Linked DNA regions of Homo sapiens: all the other regions are linked to region 2. A link is an interaction called in ENCODE POLR2A ChIA-PET data of the cell type or tissue named here. Cell type or tissue: CD4-positive, alpha-beta T cell. All regions are shown on one strand.

What was found. Peaks named below come from ENCODE experiments on the same cell type or tissue, not always from the same donor. Only the 100,000 strongest peaks of a DNase experiment are listed, where the experiment ranks them.
Region 1: POLR2A ChIA-PET joins it to region 2 with 5 read pairs; 2 of 35 experiments call an interaction of 5 or more read pairs at or near these places.
Region 3: POLR2A ChIA-PET joins it to region 2 with 6 read pairs; 4 of 35 experiments call an interaction of 5 or more read pairs at or near these places.

Annotation. Positions count from the first base shown.
Region 1 is chr5:157,221,616-157,224,115 of GRCh38, reverse strand. ITK (IL2 inducible T cell kinase) reads right to left here. Exons shown (of 17, transcript NM_005546.4): 6 at 1,102-1,253. Among named protein-coding and RNA genes, the nearest start is that of ITK, 42 kb to the right of the region's middle. RefSeq lists an enhancer at 1,379-1,438. In CD4-positive, alpha-beta T cell, no CTCF peak of the experiment used is centred here; a DNase peak (open chromatin) is centred at 1,445; H3K4me3 peaks cover 457 bases; H3K27ac peaks cover 1,854 bases.
Region 2 is chr5:157,303,102-157,305,601 of GRCh38, reverse strand. CYFIP2 (cytoplasmic FMR1 interacting protein 2) reads right to left here. Exons shown (of 31, transcript NM_001037333.3): 8 at 1,236-1,364. Among named protein-coding and RNA genes, the nearest start is that of CYFIP2, 38 kb to the right of the region's middle. In CD4-positive, alpha-beta T cell, a CTCF peak has its summit at 1,453; DNase peaks (open chromatin) are centred at 1,371 and 1,731; H3K4me3 peaks cover 1,872 bases; H3K27ac peaks cover 2,281 bases.
Region 3 is chr5:157,213,950-157,216,449 of GRCh38, reverse strand. It overlaps ITK (IL2 inducible T cell kinase), which reads right to left. Exons shown (of 17, transcript NM_005546.4): 4 at 2,131-2,259. Among named protein-coding and RNA genes, the nearest start is that of ITK, 34 kb to the right of the region's middle. In CD4-positive, alpha-beta T cell, no CTCF peak of the experiment used is centred here; a DNase peak (open chromatin) is centred at 1,079; H3K4me3 peaks cover 553 bases; H3K27ac peaks cover 2,500 bases.

The DNA.
Region 1 (2,500 bases), 81 kb after region 2:
GACAGGGTTTCACCATGTTGGCCAGGCTGGTCTCAAACTCCTGGCCTCAAGTGATGCACTCACCTTGGCCTCCCAAACTGCTGGGATTACAGGCGTGAGCCAGTGCACCCGGCCAAATAGTGATTACTTTTGGACTTGATGTGGGGGCAAATGGAGGGTGGCTTATTTTTTATGTATATTTCTCTCTACTGTTAGTTAAGTAAAATGTTGACATAAATGATCTATATGTTGCAAGGACAGTTTTCTTTTTTATACTTTAAAATTAATAATAACCTCATACCTTGAAAACATTTAAACCCCTAATATTAATATACAAAGATGTTCGTTGCAGTGTTGTTAATATTTGCAAAATATTGGAGATAACCTAAGTGTTCAACAAGGGAATTTGCAATTTAGAGTACATTTATGGCTGGATTGATGCAACTATTGAACTCAGATTCTGGAAAATATTCCAGAGCATGGGTTAATACATCGGATATATTAAGAGGAAAAAAAAACCTTAAAAGGCAGTGTGAATCTCATGCTTGGTATTTTTTTCATTCAAAAGTTGCATAGTGGGAAAGTAGTATTTGTACAACCTTATTTTCTCCCTGAGTCATGTGGATGGCTAGTTCAATGACTGCGATTGTAACTAAATCTTTAGTGTCTTCTTTCTGATGCGTCCTAACATAACTATCAATCTGTACCATCTCTATACACACATTTTCTTTTCACCAAAAATAAGCACTTCCTAATGGGATGTACCTTCAGCCTCACTTAACACTCAGGAACAATAGCACTTTGCAGAACAAATTGCCAAGCTCCCAAATTGTAGATGTCAGTGGAAAAATCCAGGGGGTTTTTTAGATGAGTTTGGGTCTGGAGTGCCTGAGATGGGGTGCAGGGAACAAGCATAGCAAGTGACTGCCTCAGAGCCACTTCTGAGAAGAGGAAAAATGAGCCTCAACTACTTCCTCTTCCTCCCTCTTCCTTCTGCCTCTGCTCTCTTCTCCCACCTCAGTGCTGTGGTTACACTGTGGGAGATAGGACAAATCATCCTGGTATTTTATTTGTTCGCACCACACCTCAAACACGGGGACAGCAGCCACAAAGATGACTTACCCATTCCTGTCCTGGACTCTCCACCAGTGAATCTCAGAACTGTCCAGCAGGCAGTACTCTTCGTTGCGCCGCAGTGCGAGTTCCTGAGGATCATTGGTTTGGTAGTCATATAAGGCAATGACCACAGTTTCTTCAGGTTCCCAAAGTGGTCGCTGGGGAAGAGAGACAACAAAACCAAGCAAAGACATAAAAAAGGAGGTAAAATGCCTCCTTTCATCGGGGTGTCTGGGGAGACAGTCTGCCTTCCTCTGGTAGACTTTCTTTATGAGTTAGAGTTACAGCGCTGAACATGACACAAAGACATCAGTGCTTGGAATTCATCACATTGCTCATTCTATGAGGTAAATTCTGACCACAGTGAATTCCAAGCAGCCACGTGATTTTCACAAAAGTCTGCTGGTTTCTCTATCTGCACTATGTTATATGCAGCAGCCTCTCTGCTGGATGCATCATGCCCTTGGCAAAGGAGATGCAGTCAACATGAAATCTTTCAGTTTGTGCTTTACTAATATGATTTGTGGGTTTATCTAGATCTACGGAATCATAGGTTATTGGAGCTGGAATTCCTCTAACAGATCACTTAATACACTTTTTCATTTAGGATGAGGAAACTGAGGCCCAGATGGAGAAATGGACCTGGCCAATCTACCACTTGAATTAGCCCTAAGACTCTCTCTACTCTAGCACCTGTCTCCCTTCCTTCTCCTGTAGGCTCTATTGCTGATGTCTCTGTTCCTCAGTCCCTTTCTTCATGTCCATATTGAGGACATGAAGAAAAGACCACAAAGCGCATAGTCGCCAGAGTTCAGGATGGGCACGCCTGCTATGGGTTAGCAGACTTTGTGAGAGTAAATGTAGGGAAATATTAAGTTCCTCACTAGAATGTGGTTTAGTGTTAGGAAGTCACAAGTTCTCTGAGTACATTGAAGCATTTAGTGGCATAAAAATACTGGAGCTGAAAAAAGAGTCTCGTCATTTTGATGTAGTATGTCATCTCAGCTGAGCCCAGATCGGATTTTTTTTTTTAAGAGAGACAGGGTCTCACTATGTTGCCCAGACTGGTCTCAAACTCCTGGGCTCAAGTGACCCTCCTGCCTCGGCCTCCCAAAGTGCTGGGAGTACAGGAATGAGCCACTGTGCCCGGCTGCAGATTGGAATTTGAAATCTAGATATTTGTGGAGCTTGTGAGGATGTGTAAATGGGGTGCTATGGACAAGAGTGGATGGCCTGAGGCTTTTGCTCTAAGAGCTTATGGAGGGAGGAATAGTGTTCAAGGATGTTTGAAGAAGAAACAGAGCTATGGCATTCATCCCACTGCAGGTCAACTCATTGGTTAATAGCTGTGAAGAGAAAGGTCAGAGCAGGGCCCTCAAATTATGATAGTACCTTTCTGTAGGGG
Region 2 (2,500 bases):
GAGTTAGAGGCTGCAGTGAACCATGATTGTGCCACTGCACTCCAGCCTGGGAGACAGAATGAGACTCCACCTTGGAAAAGAAAATGCTAAAAGTGTTAACTCTTGGTGAAGAGATTGTGAGAGATTTAAATTTTTTTATGCTTTGCTGTATATTCCAGATTTTCCAAAACAATACATATGACAATTCTGGAATGAAACGTGTGAACTGATGAAACAATTGTGATCACTTTGGCAAAATGTAGCAAAAGCTTGAAGATTTATTTTGTTTTCTAGTATGGAGGTTCTTTAAAGAACTAAAAGTAGAATTACCATTTGATCCAGCAATCCTACTACCGGGTGTCTACCCAGAGGAAGAGAAGTTATTGTATGAAAAAGACACTTGCACACATGTTTATAGCAGCACAATTCACAATTGCAAAAATATGGAATCAACCTAAATGCCCGTCAACCAACAAGCAGATAAAGAAAATGTGTTATATATATACATCATGAAATACTACTAAGCCATAAAAAGGAACAAAATAATGGCATTCACAGCAACCTGGATGGAGTTGGAGGCCATTATTCTAAGTAACAGCAGGAATGAAAAACAAAATATTGTATGTTCTCATTTATAAGTGGGAGCTAAGCTACGAGGGTGCCCAGGCATAAGAATGATATAATAGACTTTGGAGAATTGGGGAAAAGGCAGGGAGGTGGGTGAGAGACTACACTTTGAGTACAGCATACACTGCTTGGGTAACGGGTGCACCAAAATCTCAGAAATTACCAGCAAAGAACTTTTCCATGCAACAAAAAGCCACCTGCTTCCCCAAAAACTATTGAAATAAAAAAAAAGATTTATTCTGTTTTTCCCTTTGAGCCAGCAATTTCTCTTCTAGGAAGTTTGCCTTGACAAAAAGATGTGCACAAAAACTGCTACAAGGGTGTTCAATGAAGTTTAGCAAACAAATATCCAACCACAGGGGATATGTTACATGACAATGTTCCAATACAACAGAATACTTGGCAGTCATTACACATAACATTGTAGAAATAGCCTTAATGACATCTGGAAAGGTGACTACGGTATATTATATTACAGGAAAGGAACAGGTTACAAACCATTATGTGCCGTAAGATCTGTATCAATGTTTAAGAAAAAAGAAACATTGTTTTTTAAAACGGATTTTTAATAAGAAGAAGGTGAGAGGGTAAGCCCAGGCTCCATGGGTGCGGCCTCAGGGGAGTTTTACCTTGAGGAGCATATGTTTCTCACTGGGAGTCAGGTACATCTTGTTCTCGTAGTAATCCACACAGATGTTGACAATGTCAGCCAGCAGCTCCTCATAGCCTGGGATCACTTCAAGTTGCTGGTGGAGACACTGAACAGCAGCGCCACCCTCAGGTTAGGCAGCGCATGTATCCTGTGCCCTCACCTGCACCCCTGCAGAAGCCCTACAGCTGGCCGGTGTGGTCCCCGCTGATGGCCAGGAATCACAGCTCCAGGGAGGCGAGGCTGCATGCCAGCTGGCACCTGATGCCTGAATCCTCTCCTTGATGTCCCCACAGTACTCCTGCACACCTCCCATGGCAAGGAACTCACCCCCTATTTTATTCCCAGGCAGTTCTGATGGTTAGAAAGTGCTATCCTGGCCTGAGCTAAAAAGCAGCTCAGTTTTACAGCAATAGGCTTCTTGTCATTTCAGCTCAGCTTGGAGGATGTGGGCTTATCTAGGATGTCTTCTCAGACAACGGCAGCAAAACCCCACCCAGGGGAGGAGAGCTGGCGGTGGGGAGGGGGGCAGGTGTCTCCCTCTTGGCAGGACACAGCAGTAGAAAAACATCTATTAGAGAAGGGTCTGAGGTCCCCACCCTAGGCCCTTTCTCTCCAAAGGGACCAACCAGGCCCCTGCAGGGTATGCAGAGGAGGGCACTGCTGGTACTTCCCACAGGCAAGAGAAAGAAAACCTGAGGCCTCAGTTACTGAACAGCTTTCTGCAGTTAACAAAGAGTGGCAAGGGCCCTGTCAACCCAAGGGCCTCCGTGATATGGATTTGAATGTGAACACCCTTGGAAGATGGAGGATCCCCTCAGTTTTGGCCTGAGTCCTGCAGATATTCTTGCTAGAGACTGTTTAGGCTGAAGTGACAGTTATGCTTGTCTTGCTTATGTTGGGCAAAATGGGAAAATGGCAGCTGAGGGGTGTACCCTGGCAAAGCAGCGGCAGCAATAACAGCTATGTCTTCCTAGGCCCTGAACATCTGTCAGGATCTGCATGCTAAGGACTTTTCATATACTGGTATCATTTATTTCTCACAACAGTCCTATGAGATGGGTTCTCATAATATTCTCAAAATAACAGACCCATTTTACGGATGAGGAAACTGAGGCTTAGATTGGCCCCAAGTCTGACAGAGTGGGTCAGTGGTGGTCTAGGATTACAAAACAAGGCTGCCTAACTCCAGACCCCACGTTCTCAACCCTGATGCAGGGTCAGAGCACTGGCTGAGAGGGCTTC
Region 3 (2,500 bases), 89 kb after region 2:
AATTACCATTTATCAAGAACTCTGTAAATGTTGGCAGCTGTACTGCTTTCCACAACACCATTGAATCTCCCAGCCTTACACATAGCTATCTATTATCATTATCCCCATATTGCAGGTGAGAAAATGCTCTTAGAGGCTCAGAGGGATTATCCAAAGCCCAGTGCTCATAGACCCGCACTGCCAATGTGCTCGGTACCAGGAATCCTGTGAGCCTTCATCCAGGGTGATGACCATAAGCTGCGTTCACAGTGCAGTGTGCTTCTTGAAAACTCTGCTCTCAACTGTGCAAAACTCAGATCCATGAAGTTATTTAACCAAATCAGAAGAGGGTAGAGTGAGGAGATGCTCAGAGGAGGATATGGCAATGGGTTGCAATGCAAAAGCAAAACCATTAGCACAGTGACTGCATGACAACCACAGCAGGACCCCAAGAGTGCTCAGGCCCTGGTTTCACATGGGGAACAGCTCAGCATGACCAGTCCTCCCCCACTGGCATTCTGGTGAGTCATTCAGATGTCCCTAGCACCTCAGTCACATGTGTATCACTTGGAGGAGGGAAATACTTGCGCCCCGAAGAGGAATAGCTGCAGCATGCATGGTGAAAATTACAAAATGGAAATACCAAGTCAAAGAATTTCAGAATTGGAAAAGGGCTTAGGTATTATTTCATCCTAAGCCCCTCAGAACTCCCTGCCATTTTTGAGATGAGGACATTGGGGCCCTTGATGGCCACGTGACTCATCTGAGGGCCCACAGCAAGGCATTGGCAGAAATTTGGAGACCAGATCACTGACTTTGGAAAGGGCTTTCACTCACAGAGGTAAGCCCATGCCGTTCTGTTATTATGGTGGATCCTATCCAGAGAAAACTTTCCATTTCATTTTTATTAAATATTGGCCCGCATGAATATGGTAAACAGGACTAATGTGTAGGATCACTTGAATAGTTACCAATTTCTAAAACTTGTTAAGTATTGTTCTTCTGGGCCCAGGGATCGATTATGTCTAAGAGCTTTTTTCCCCAAGGTGCAGGGTGAAAAGTGGTGGTTTTTAAAGTGGCAATGAGAGGGCCTATGAATCAGGAAGCCACAGAAAACCTAGCCATGTGTTACATCCGCCTTGGGTTGCCAATTTTCAGTATTAAGTTTTAGCGCACAAAAGAATAAATGAGAAAGGGAAACTATGGCAAAAGAGGTTGAGAAGAGAGGAAAATGGAAGGAAAACAATCCACATGGGCCATTATTCCTATTCGACAATGGATTTGCAGAGCACTTCCAGCGGTGTGACCCGGAGCATACTGAATTGCTCAAGGCAGCCCATTCCCTTAACATCACGCCATGTACCCCAGATGGTTGAGAGGAACAAGAGCATAATAAATGTGAAATGCATTCGAGTGGAGTTGTACTCGACTGGAGGTTAAGGTTCCAAAGTCATCAATAAAATCCAGTTGCAGCCCAATCCCCTGGACCTGAGCCTTTACTGTCAAAGGCAAAAAAACAGCTTTTTTTGTTTTCACTTTGCATTTAGACTGCGGCCTTCTCCTCTCTGAGACTGTGGAGGTCAAGGGCAAGTTTGAAGAGGAGGCAAGGAGAAATCACAGAGTAAAATGTAAAAGAAAAAAAATTCCTCTCACCTTTAAGGGTATAGAGTTGAATTTGTGTAATTAAATTTATGTGTGACATGATGTCACTGTAAGACATAAATATTTTATATCTCTTAAGGCTGCCTCTTTAATTAAGATTTAAATAGACCATGCCATTCAAATGCAGGTTATAGCAGGGCTCCTCAAACTGTACTGTGCACATAAGTCTCCTGGGATCTTGTTAAAATGAAAATTCTGATCTAGTAGGTCATGAGTGGGGCCAGATCATTTGCATTTCTAACTAACTCCTAGGAGATGTTGATGCTGCTGGTCCAAAGAGCACACTTCAAGTGGTTAGGAGCTGTAGACATCAGCTTTGAGATGGAAGCACCAACAGGCTGGTAGGAAAGACAGATGATTCCTCTTGGAAAATTCTGAAAATGTAGAATTTTGCATTCTGTTCCTGACACCCTCAATGATTAAAGGCCAAAAGCTTTTACTTTTTTATGGTCATTTCACAAAAACTAGAGGGAATTCCCAGTCTCTTACCATTCTTGGTTGGATCATATTGGGCACAGCCTGTTGCAAGCTTCTCCAGCTGAGAACAGCACCTCCACTTCCCATCCATCCAGAAATTAGGATGATATTTAGGCACCAAACTGTTATTATTCCTCGTTTCTGAAACAGGTTGGCACCAACAGAAGAGTTATTTCCAGGTCAGTCTATCAAGGGCTACCAATTTTATAACACCTCGAGATTAGACCTGGCTGAGTGAGCCTGAATGAGTATTGCCCAGACCACTCAGAAGCATGGGTTGATCTGAGCGCATAAATGCACTGTGCTATTTACTGGGGTAGTTCATGTTACATTTAGGCATCAGCACATCTAGGCTTGCGTCTGGCTCTGCCTTGCATTAGTT